Regions from separate parts of the Mus musculus genome. Here region 2 is linked to region 1. The links are chromatin loops, found by intact Hi-C in ENCODE. Cell type or tissue: left cerebral cortex. All regions are shown on one strand.

Region 1 (5,000 bases):
TGTATGTATATACATATATGATGTATATATGTATGTGTGTATTGTATTATATGTGTATACATACATGATGTATATGTGTATGTGTGAATATGTTTACATATATGTATACATATATGATGTATGATGTGTATTGTATGTGTATGTGTATACATATATAATGTATATGTGTGTGTATTATATATATAACATATATATTTGCATGTGTGCCAGTCTGCCAGTGGTCCTGAATGACACCTTCCCCATGTTTGCCTACATTATCTGCTCCTTCAGGATTATCCTGCATCCAATAAATAATCCCTAAGGAGTGTGATATACTTGTCAATCTCACCATATAGGATGACTGTGAAGGACCACCCCAATGTGACTATTACCAAAGTTGGCTGAGGTCCCACTGAGCCTCCATCTCCACCTCACTTCCTCCCTTGCACAGTCCTCCCTTCATTTCCTCCAGACAGACGTTGATCTAAAGACAACTGTTACTGGACCCTCAACATGCCCACCGCCAGCTCACAGTCAAATTCCCAGGGACTCCTCTTATCTAGAAATGCTTGATGAACTAGCTCCCCTCTCTAAGCCAACCTTCTGCCAGTCAGCCTTTATCTTGGGTATGTACTAGGCTCCCCGTGGGGTTCACTAAGGGACCAAGTCCCTGGAGTGCACATTAAGGGCAATGAAGTCTCATCTTCGTTCAGCTTCCAGTACTTCCTTATGTATCAAGCTGGCTTCATCTGTTTGATGCTCCTTTTAAGATATCTGGGACTCTGAAGTCTGTTTCTCCATACAAAGACTGCAAATGTCACATGACCTGACATTCCTCAGATGTTACTTTATTGGCAATTTATGGATGCTTTTGAAATAAACCATCCTGTGAATATGCAACAGAAATGCCTGGAACTTATAATGATTATCTTTCTTTTTAGATGTTTTGTTGTATTTAAATGTGAGTCTTTTATGAATGCATAGCATATGCCTGGGGTTTGGACTCACTATTTAGTCACAAGAGTTGCCATAGCTAAATCTTGCTTATTTCATAACCTGTTTTTTGTCAGCCACATGGCAAGAATTTATTGTAAGAGGGTATCAGGTTGGATTTTAATGGTACAACATGGAGAAAGCAAAGACACCATCTGTGACATATGGCACACATACATGTCTGATATGAACAACTCACTGTGTGAAGGCTGGTGGTCAGATGTTCTCTTCTCTCCTTGGGCACAGAAGAAGATCAAAGCAGTATGTGGGAGATTCAGAAATTACAGTCAGGAAGACATCAAGGACAAAGATGACTGCACTTACACCATAGACGTCGATGCTCTTGCAGAGGAGAGTCTGAAACGAACCATTTCTTCTTGAGTTTCAAAACTGAAAGTAAGTGTTGATGTTTGTGAAGAACGAGTGTTCATTATTGAGAAAGGGCATTTCTGGCATTTCCAAACACAATTACTCATTGTTTTGAAGAGCTTTGTTAAGAATTTGTTGAACTACTATTTTATTTTATGCTAGAATAGGAAACAAATTTTCAGAACTTTAAAGTTCTAAATGCAGAAAAACTTAAACAGTGAAAGATTATGAGTTTCAGCTTATCATAGACCACATAACAGGAAATAATAAACAAATTATAAATAACAAATAAAATTTAGAACAGAAATGGTGAAAATTGTGATATCCATTGCAAAATTTGTGGGAGGAATAAAATGTAGAAATTTTATATTCATGCTATATACATTAATTTGGTATTCTTTTTAAATATACTGTCATGATATATGTAAATGTAATAAAAACCATACAAAAAGAAAAAGGAAAGAATGAAAAATATTGCTATAAAAATTAAATACACAAAGCAGGATAAAAATAAGTATGAAATAAGATACATATCAAATAAGGACCCCTGACAGGAGACAGATCATCATAATGAATGATTATGAAGAATTCTGGAAATTAATTTTATGATTTTGCTTCATGAGTGTGCCTGTTTTTTCTACATTTTCACTCTGGATTTTTACATTTTTTAAATTGTATTTACATTATGGGTATGAGAGTTTTGCCCGAAGTGTATGAGTATATTACACCTGCAGAAGACAGGGGTATCTTACCCCATGGAATTGGAGTTACAGGTGGTTGTGAGCTGCCGTGTGGATGCTGAGAACTGAACACAGATCCTCTGCAAGAGGAACAAGTGCTCTCAAGTGCTGAGCCACCTCTCCAGTCCCGTTTTCATCCTTAAGACATCCTTAAGACATGAAAAGTGATGTCTTAGTCTCTTGGTGTTTATCACGATCCATGAGGATGGATTCATCTGTCACATACTGAGATTTTTAAGTTTTCAGCTCTTAAAAATAATTCCATTCAATATTTCCGTCGTTACAATCACACGCTAATATTCCGGAACATTGATATCACTATTGAAGTAATGGTTGTATACATCTTGTATCAAATTAGGCTAAGCAACTTTGAAAATAAGTTCGGCAAAAACAAACCAAGGAGTGACCTTCCTGTGGCCACCCTGCAAGATTGCAAACTGTGCCGATGATTCTATTTGATTCCATTGCTCTAAGCTAGAACAGTACACCAGCTCTGTATTCAAGTGACGTCCGTTCTTCTGTGTCACAGAGACTTTTAACAATTTCCCCCAAAGACAAGTTTCAGACTCAGCGCTACACTTCCTTGAAACTTTGATCAATTGTACCCATTTGGGTGTGTGCTATGTTACTTGGGAATTTTTTCACATTTAAGGGTTAATTTTTATGACTAAACTGAACCGAGTAGAACAGAAAGCAGACTGATGTTGGAGCGCCCTCTGCTGTTTGATGGAAGTTGAGCTACTATTCAAATGCAGATCCCACACAATAGGCAGTACCGAAGCACAAAAAAACACTAACACCAGGTCGTGGTGGGTTGCCAGAAACTTCTGTATCTTACACATTCCCATTGAGAGTGCATCATACGATTGCTTGGTTTTATATAGGGAGGCTGGTTTTCCCGAAGCTCTTTACCAAAAGAATAGAAATCTATGCTTGTTTTCTCTAGCTCCTAATGTTTTAAAAGTTCCTAGCTAAGTGATGTTGCCCAGAAGAAAATGTCTCTGTGAATATCGGCCACTGATTCTTTAACACCAAGAGGATTTTAGATCTTGAGAAGAGAAAGAGAATTCAATTCTTTCAGAGCATCCTTCCTCCTGTGAAACATTTGGTAAATTCCGTGTAGCCAGGGTCTTAGCTGAGTACAGGAGGCTAAACTTTGCTAGTTTCCTTTCTGAGAAAATGAGACAATGAAAGAAATGTAGGAAGAAACCTACGTTGAAATGTGTGAAACAAATGCTTATTAATTTCGTGCATTTTAAATACATTCATTTAGACGAAGGGAGAGTTCCTGATTGAAAAAAAAGATGCTGTACACATTTGTTCACCAAATGCAAGCTACCAGATTAAATTTCAAGACTAAATATTTTTTTAATCAGCTGCATGAATATTTCTTTTTAAATGTATGCCACTTGCTACACCATAAAAGAGAGTTCAACTAAGTACAAAAACAAAACAAAAATACAAACCCAAAAAAAAAATGGGACTATCATGGCATTCTACTCACGTTTTCATTCTGTCGACATATAAGCCGGCTTCAGGTGGGAATCCATATGAATTCTTGGCTTCTGGAATATATCTTTGTATAACGGAGGAAGTTAATCTTCCATGTAGCATGAAGGCCTACATAACCCTTTCCTGCCACAGTCTATTGACAGGCTAGCAAAGTTTAGCCAAGGAAGAGAGTCAGGGTACCATTCACAAGACCTTCCAATTCTTTCTTTTAGTGACATAGTTATTTTAGTTTCATTAAGGAGGCCCGTGGTAGGATGGAAGCCATAAATATGCTTGTTTCTGTGCACATTAAAGTATCTTTTTCTTATTTCAGTTTCTTAGACAACAGGAAGTAGACAGATAAATATCCCTAAGTAGGGACATTATGACATCTGGGTCATAAAAAGCTTTCCTTTTTTGTTCTTCCTTTTATTGAAAATAGGGGTTTTTTTTCTCATATAGCAAATCCTGACATTGGTTTCCCCTCCCTCTCTACTCCTCCTAGTTCCTTCTAGATCAATCTCTTTCTGTCTCTCACTCAAAAGCAAGCAGCCTTTTAAGGGATAATAATAAAATATAATAATACAAAACAAAAACTAACACATCAGAATAGAACAAAACAAACAAACAAACAGACGAAAAAGAGCCCAAGAAAAGGCACAAGAATTATACAGAGACACAGAAACCAACTTGTTCACATAGTAAGGAATCTGATAAAAACACTAAACCATAATAGAGAGATACATAGACAGACAGACAGACAGACAGACAGACAGACAGACGGATGGATGGATCATAGCATCATAGAGATAGAAAGATAGATAGATAGATAGATAGATAGATAGATAGATAGATAGATAGATAGATAGATAGATAGATAGATAGAGAAATTAATATGAATATCTATATATAGGGATATATAAAGGACTTGTGAGGTAAAAAGAGAGACAATACATACATAATAAAAATTAAAATAAGATAAAATTGAAGAAAAAATGCCCTGACATCATTATGAGACAAAAAACTTCCAAAGATGCTGAGTTTGTTTTGCCTCAGCCATCTGCGGTTGCACATGGCACCTACCCTTCAAGAGTAGCTTGTTTCCCCAGTGAGACTCCCTTGGAGAAAAAGTAAAGCTTCATTTGCAGATAGTTCTCCATTGGAGGTAGCTTCTGGGTTAGAGATGGGGCATGTGTCCTCTTCTCCTTTCAGTTCTAGGACGCCCACCATCTGTGATCCATCAAAAACCTGAGAAATACCTTTGCATGCTACCACAGTCATTGTGGGTCCTTTTGTATACCGAAGGCCTTGTTTCCTTGATGTCCTCCATTCCCTCTGGCTCTTACACTCTTCTGTCTCCTCTTCCACAGGGTTCCCTGAGCCCCGAGAGGAGAGATTTGATGGAGACATCCCGCTTCCGGCTGACTC
Region 2 (5,000 bases), 1.7 Mb before region 1:
AATCAGACTACATATCTCTGACTGCAGTTTAGACATGGTAGAAGTTCCTGCAGAGTGCATAAGCCAGTTGGACTCTTGGAATAGCAGCTAAAAATATGAGTGGCCCCCAAATGATCCAAAGGACTGCTATACTTTAACAAATGACATTCTTTACAGTGTGTGTGTGTGGGGGGGGGAGCAAATATAAAGTCTTTGTTTAAAAAAAAATTACCCAGGTGGAGAGACCGGATGGAATGATAGAGTTAACTTGAAGAGGATGGCTTTTGGAAAACCAGGGTTTGGTGCTTTTGAAACTACAGATGGTAATCACTGAAATAAATGAACCGGTTAGTATTCCAGGCTTGCCGTGGTTGGCTCCACGGAGAGACGGCTGTTACAATTCATTTCCAATGTCATTTGTGGTAATAGAATAATGTTGCACGAGTTTATCCAACTTCCTCATGTATGTGTTGTCAATTCCAAGATGTCCTGTAAGGCAGAGGCAGGAAGTCCAAGATCTGGCTTTTCAACCTTTCGGCCCCCCTCCTCCCTCTAAGTATCCTTCCCTGGTCTGTTCGTTCTCTCTCTCTCTCTCTCTCTCTCTCTCTCTCTCTCTCTCTCTCTCTCTCTTTCTCCTGCTCCCCCCCGACCGACCCCACTCCTGTGCGTTCTCTCTCTCTCTCTCTCTCTCTCTCTCTCTCTCTCTCTCTCTCTCTCTCTCTCTTCTCTCAACACAACACCCATTCCTTTTGCTTTTCTCCCATGACTCACAAACCGCAGTCAGTTTCCAAACCCCTGGCCTTCTGCTCCTGGGCTCTTCCTCACAGGGCAATTCAGAGTTAGGGGGTTCCCTAAGGAAGTTACGGAGACTGCAATAGTGGAGTCCCCTGTGAATAAGGAGTAAAGGAGTCAGCTGCGTCCTACGGAAGGGGCAGGCGGGATTCCACAGAGGTAGGAAGAGTAGAATTTAGCGGAAGTCAGGAAGTCATGCTAAGTTAGAAACATGAACTGTATACTAAGGGTGAGTTGGGCTGCCGTAAAGAGAAGGAAATTGAAGCACGATTTGAAACGGTGGATGTGTGAGCATTGTGTGTGTGTGTGTGTTTCTGTGTGTGCACGTGCACATACGCACCCGTGTTCCTACCTATGTGCAAGCACACACAAGCACTGCATAGCATGAGTTATCTTCATCAGGAGTCAGCTTTATGTGAGATCTCTTGGAGAGACATCTCTATCTCCGAGGGCAGATCTTCACTTCAGAAGCGAGTTGAGCCTCCCAAGAAAACAACTTCTCCTTTGCAGTAATCCCTTTCCAAATCAATGGTTTGTCCTCAGGAATCAATTCCTCAAGTGGAGTGCTTATTTCCTTAAATGTTTATTCCTGAGGTTGACTGAGAACTGGACACTAACATGGAGGTTCAGGACTTTCTGTTTCACTGGCTTTGGTTTAGCATCTTGGGTGACACCAGTGTCCTAACTCAAGAAACGGCCTGTGATCACTGCAGGCTTAGTGTCTCTGGATGTGTTTTCCATGAGGGAAGGTCGGCTGGTGTGTTCCTAGCACACTCTTACCTTCCCGAGTCTACCTTGCCTTCTCTCACCCCATGCCATGGAGTCTTCTGTGGGGGATGATTATCCTCCGGTGCTAATTTATCATCATGTTTAACAACTTTCAGTTTATGCCTTTATTTTTATTTTTTACAACATCAGTGTATGGATGAGTCTGGGTAGATGGTAACTTAAGCTACATATGGATGATGATAACGCTACCAATGTATTGAGAAGTCCGATGAGATGATAATTTGATCAATGTATTGATGAAAATGATTATGTAATAACTGGAAGCAAGGATTGTGAATTACTTTTTATTGAGTAAGAACATCTTTTAAAATTCCTTTAACATTGATTATTTTTATATTTTCTTAATAGTGAAAAATAGTTTCATGGCCATATCCAAACAAAGTATATATTTAAAATCCCAGAAAACAGGTTTTTTTTTTCTAGGAATGTTGCTTCCATTTATAATAAAGCTTTAGGAGGGCACGGCCGAAGTAAGGAGAATGCTTTAAAGATAACTGGACATGCTGGTGTTTCTGTGGTCTGTTTGACATTTTCATGAAACTCCTCAGACCTTCCCCTCTCCTCCCAAAGGAGACTGCCACTGTGTGCCCTGGTGTTCTATCTGTGTGCTGTGCATTGGCTGAGTGATGTCAAAGCTAGTCATCACGGGCTGCCTTCTTAAGGAACACTCCTTTTGTGGAATACATATTTTGTCAACTACAGGCATTTGTAGAGTTCTACCACTGAAGATGTTATACAAGAGCAACAAGACAGCAGAACATGTGAAAACAAGAATAGTACTTGGGCATGTGTGTGCACTTGCATGTGAGCATGCACACGTCCATGTATGTATGTATGCATGCATGTACGTATGCCCCTTTGCTCAAATGGCTTTTCCCAGAGTGTCATATGCTCTACCTGAGGCTTGGTTGCCTGCTCTTGAATCTATGTGCATCTTGATTTTACTTTTTGGAAGTAGCTGTTGCGCTCTCATGAAACGGTATCTTTTCAGAGTCACTCGGATTGTAAGCTTACTTTTGAGCTTTGTGTTTCTGTTCTGTTGAACCTCCAGAGACCGCTTTAGATATGTGTGTAGGTGGTGCTCGAAGAAACTCTAGGAAGCTGGAAGTCTGTCAAGGAAATTACGGAGGGAATTAACATCATCCTAGCAAGGCAGAAAGAAAGAACTGCCTTTTCTTCCTCTGAACCGCATCGCTGGTGTGAGAAGTGATAAGACGATTGGATCCTAGTGCCCAGCCGCCAGCACTCCTGCCTTAGTAAAGTGGCTTAAGTAGAGAGGCAGCTCTGATGACCAAGTGGGTCCCCTTCCATGTATATAATATGAAAGAGCTTGTGTTTGGGGTATCCAGAAGCTCCTTCCACCTCCACCCATGGGGTGAGAGAGAACTGCCACATGGTGGCGCTATTGTGATGCCTACGCTTCTGAAAATATCCGTTCTGAAACATCTTAAACTGAATTTATGGCAATGGTGACATGGGAGTTTTCTCTAAGAATGAAAGATTATTGTTATATATAACTTCCAACTAATAGATATTGGGTAGGGCATCTCATTGTCTCCTGTTGACAATGCTTTTCTTTTTCTTAAACTTCATCTGTGAGAAGATGAAATCTGGATTTTTTTTAAATCAGTTCAGTCTCGTTAGCAGATGGAATTTTTCTTTTGATACGAATTATCATATTTATGTGTGTATGTGTGTGATGTGTGTGATAGAGAGTGAATATCACTTGCCTGAGGTTAAAAATAGTAGTTAAAGCTACAGCTACTTTGAAGCTGTAGTAACAGATGGCTATGAGATACCCAAAGTGGGTGCTGGGAACTGAACTCAGGTCCTCTGCAAGAGCAGCAAGGGTTTCCAACCACTGAACGGTCTTTCTAGCCTCAGGGGATTTCTTAACACGACTTTGAATCTATAAGGAATGCCCGTTCCAGTTCTCAATCGATTATAATGTCGTATGTGCTGTCCTTTCTCTTTTAGGTTCTTACAACTAAAACGACCCCTCAAACATGCCCCTCCGTGTTTACATTGGGCTCATACATGCTACCTCAAAACTGTATGTATCCACTTAAAATAATACGATAGCACATCCATGAACAGGATTGCTTTGCACTTTTAAAGATATCAACTAGAAAAAAAAAAGGATAAATCTTAGCATGCGTCTGTTTTGAGGTGTTCAGTTGCTCAGTAAGAACAATGAGCAGTTTATCACCACCAGCGAGTCACTTGCACATTCCAGCAGCTGTTGAGACTGTTGGATGTTTGTGGATTTCACAGCCCATCCCTAGAAGGCTTGAGCTCATCTGAAGCCTTTGGGCTAAAATAGGAAATGAGAACACTCGTGAAAACCCAGATTTGAGCAAGAGGAGTAGAATATTGCCAATGGTTATATTCAGAGAACTGAAGACCATGGTGGTGGGTTGCCTTTCAATCTCTCTTTATTTTCCTACAGACTGCTTGGGTCTAGAGGGGTCAGACTAGAAGAAATCACTGTAGCAAGGCTTGAGACCACCGTGCATCAGGAGACAGGGTGTCAGGGTTGACTCTATTTTCTTTGAGAGAAGCGAAGGGCATTTGCCTTGTATTTTCTTGAACTTCATTTGCCTGTTGGGGGGGTGCTTTATGTATTGCTAACTGGAAACCTGATTGTAGGTGAAAAGCAACTTTCCCCATTACAACCAGTAGCTATAAAACTTAGAACTAAAATATATTTTTCTTCTAAGAGGTACTTCTCCCTGACCACCTTAGCAAAATGCCTGGAATTGGTCAATTGTATAAATAAAATGATGGCTTGTGGGTTGTGTGTGTGTGTGTGTGTGTGTGTGTGTGTGTTTTCTCTTTTAAAATGTTTTTTATGTAAATAGAATTACACAATTCCCTCTCCCTTTCCTGTCCGGATCCTCCCAGCTACACTCTCCGCAGAACCCTCCCAGGCCCCCACTGCTCCCAGATTGATAACCTCTTTATTTCTCCTCACTGCTACAAAGTAAGAGGCTTTTGTTCAAGATTCCATAGATTTTTTTTCTTATATTGTGAAGCCATCTAATCTGAGGCTATATTTTTACAATCAAACATATCATATTTTCTTCTTCTATGAACAAACTTGCTAAAAATCCAAATAGTAATGTTTGGAAGAAGGTGCGCAACTCTGTCAGGCATGGAGTTTTATACTGTATTAAATGTGGTGTGTGCTAAACTCCACGAGTTAGGCGTGGCATAGCGGTAACATCTGGGGATCACAAGTCCATCACTAACATCACACTTCCAAAAATTCAGGTTATAATTGATTTTAAAAAACGAAAATGAGGGATCTGTGTTACCCTCGAGGATATGTGCACATTTTTCACTGAAAACAACCGTGATGATCTTTATATTTAAATTGTAGCAGTTTTGTAGCTAGAGCAAATATTAAATGTGGCCACTGGGTTTAATACCATTCTTCA

What was found. Hi-C counts contacts between places; a loop is a spot of excess contacts. Peaks named below come from ENCODE experiments on the same cell type or tissue, not always from the same donor. Only the 100,000 strongest peaks of a DNase experiment are listed, where the experiment ranks them.
Region 2: a loop joins it to region 1, with 4 times the contacts of the local background. A loop is called at or near these places in 5 of 42 quality-filtered maps.

The regions. Positions count from the first base shown.
Region 1 is chr10:74,845,759-74,850,758 of GRCm38, forward strand. No RefSeq gene overlaps it. Among named protein-coding and RNA genes, the nearest start is that of Gnaz, 120 kb to the right of the region's middle. In left cerebral cortex, a CTCF peak has its summit at 2,786 (motif pointing left); a DNase peak (open chromatin) is centred at 2,791; H3K4me3 peaks cover 315 bases.
Region 2 is chr10:73,100,932-73,105,931 of GRCm38, forward strand. It overlaps a transcript of Pcdh15 not described here. Among named protein-coding and RNA genes, the nearest start is that of A330049N07Rik, 17 kb to the left of the region's middle. In left cerebral cortex, a CTCF peak has its summit at 2,942 (motif pointing right); DNase peaks (open chromatin) are centred at 955, 2,230, 2,692, 2,915 and 1 more place; H3K4me3 peaks cover 1,367 bases; H3K27ac peaks cover 545 bases.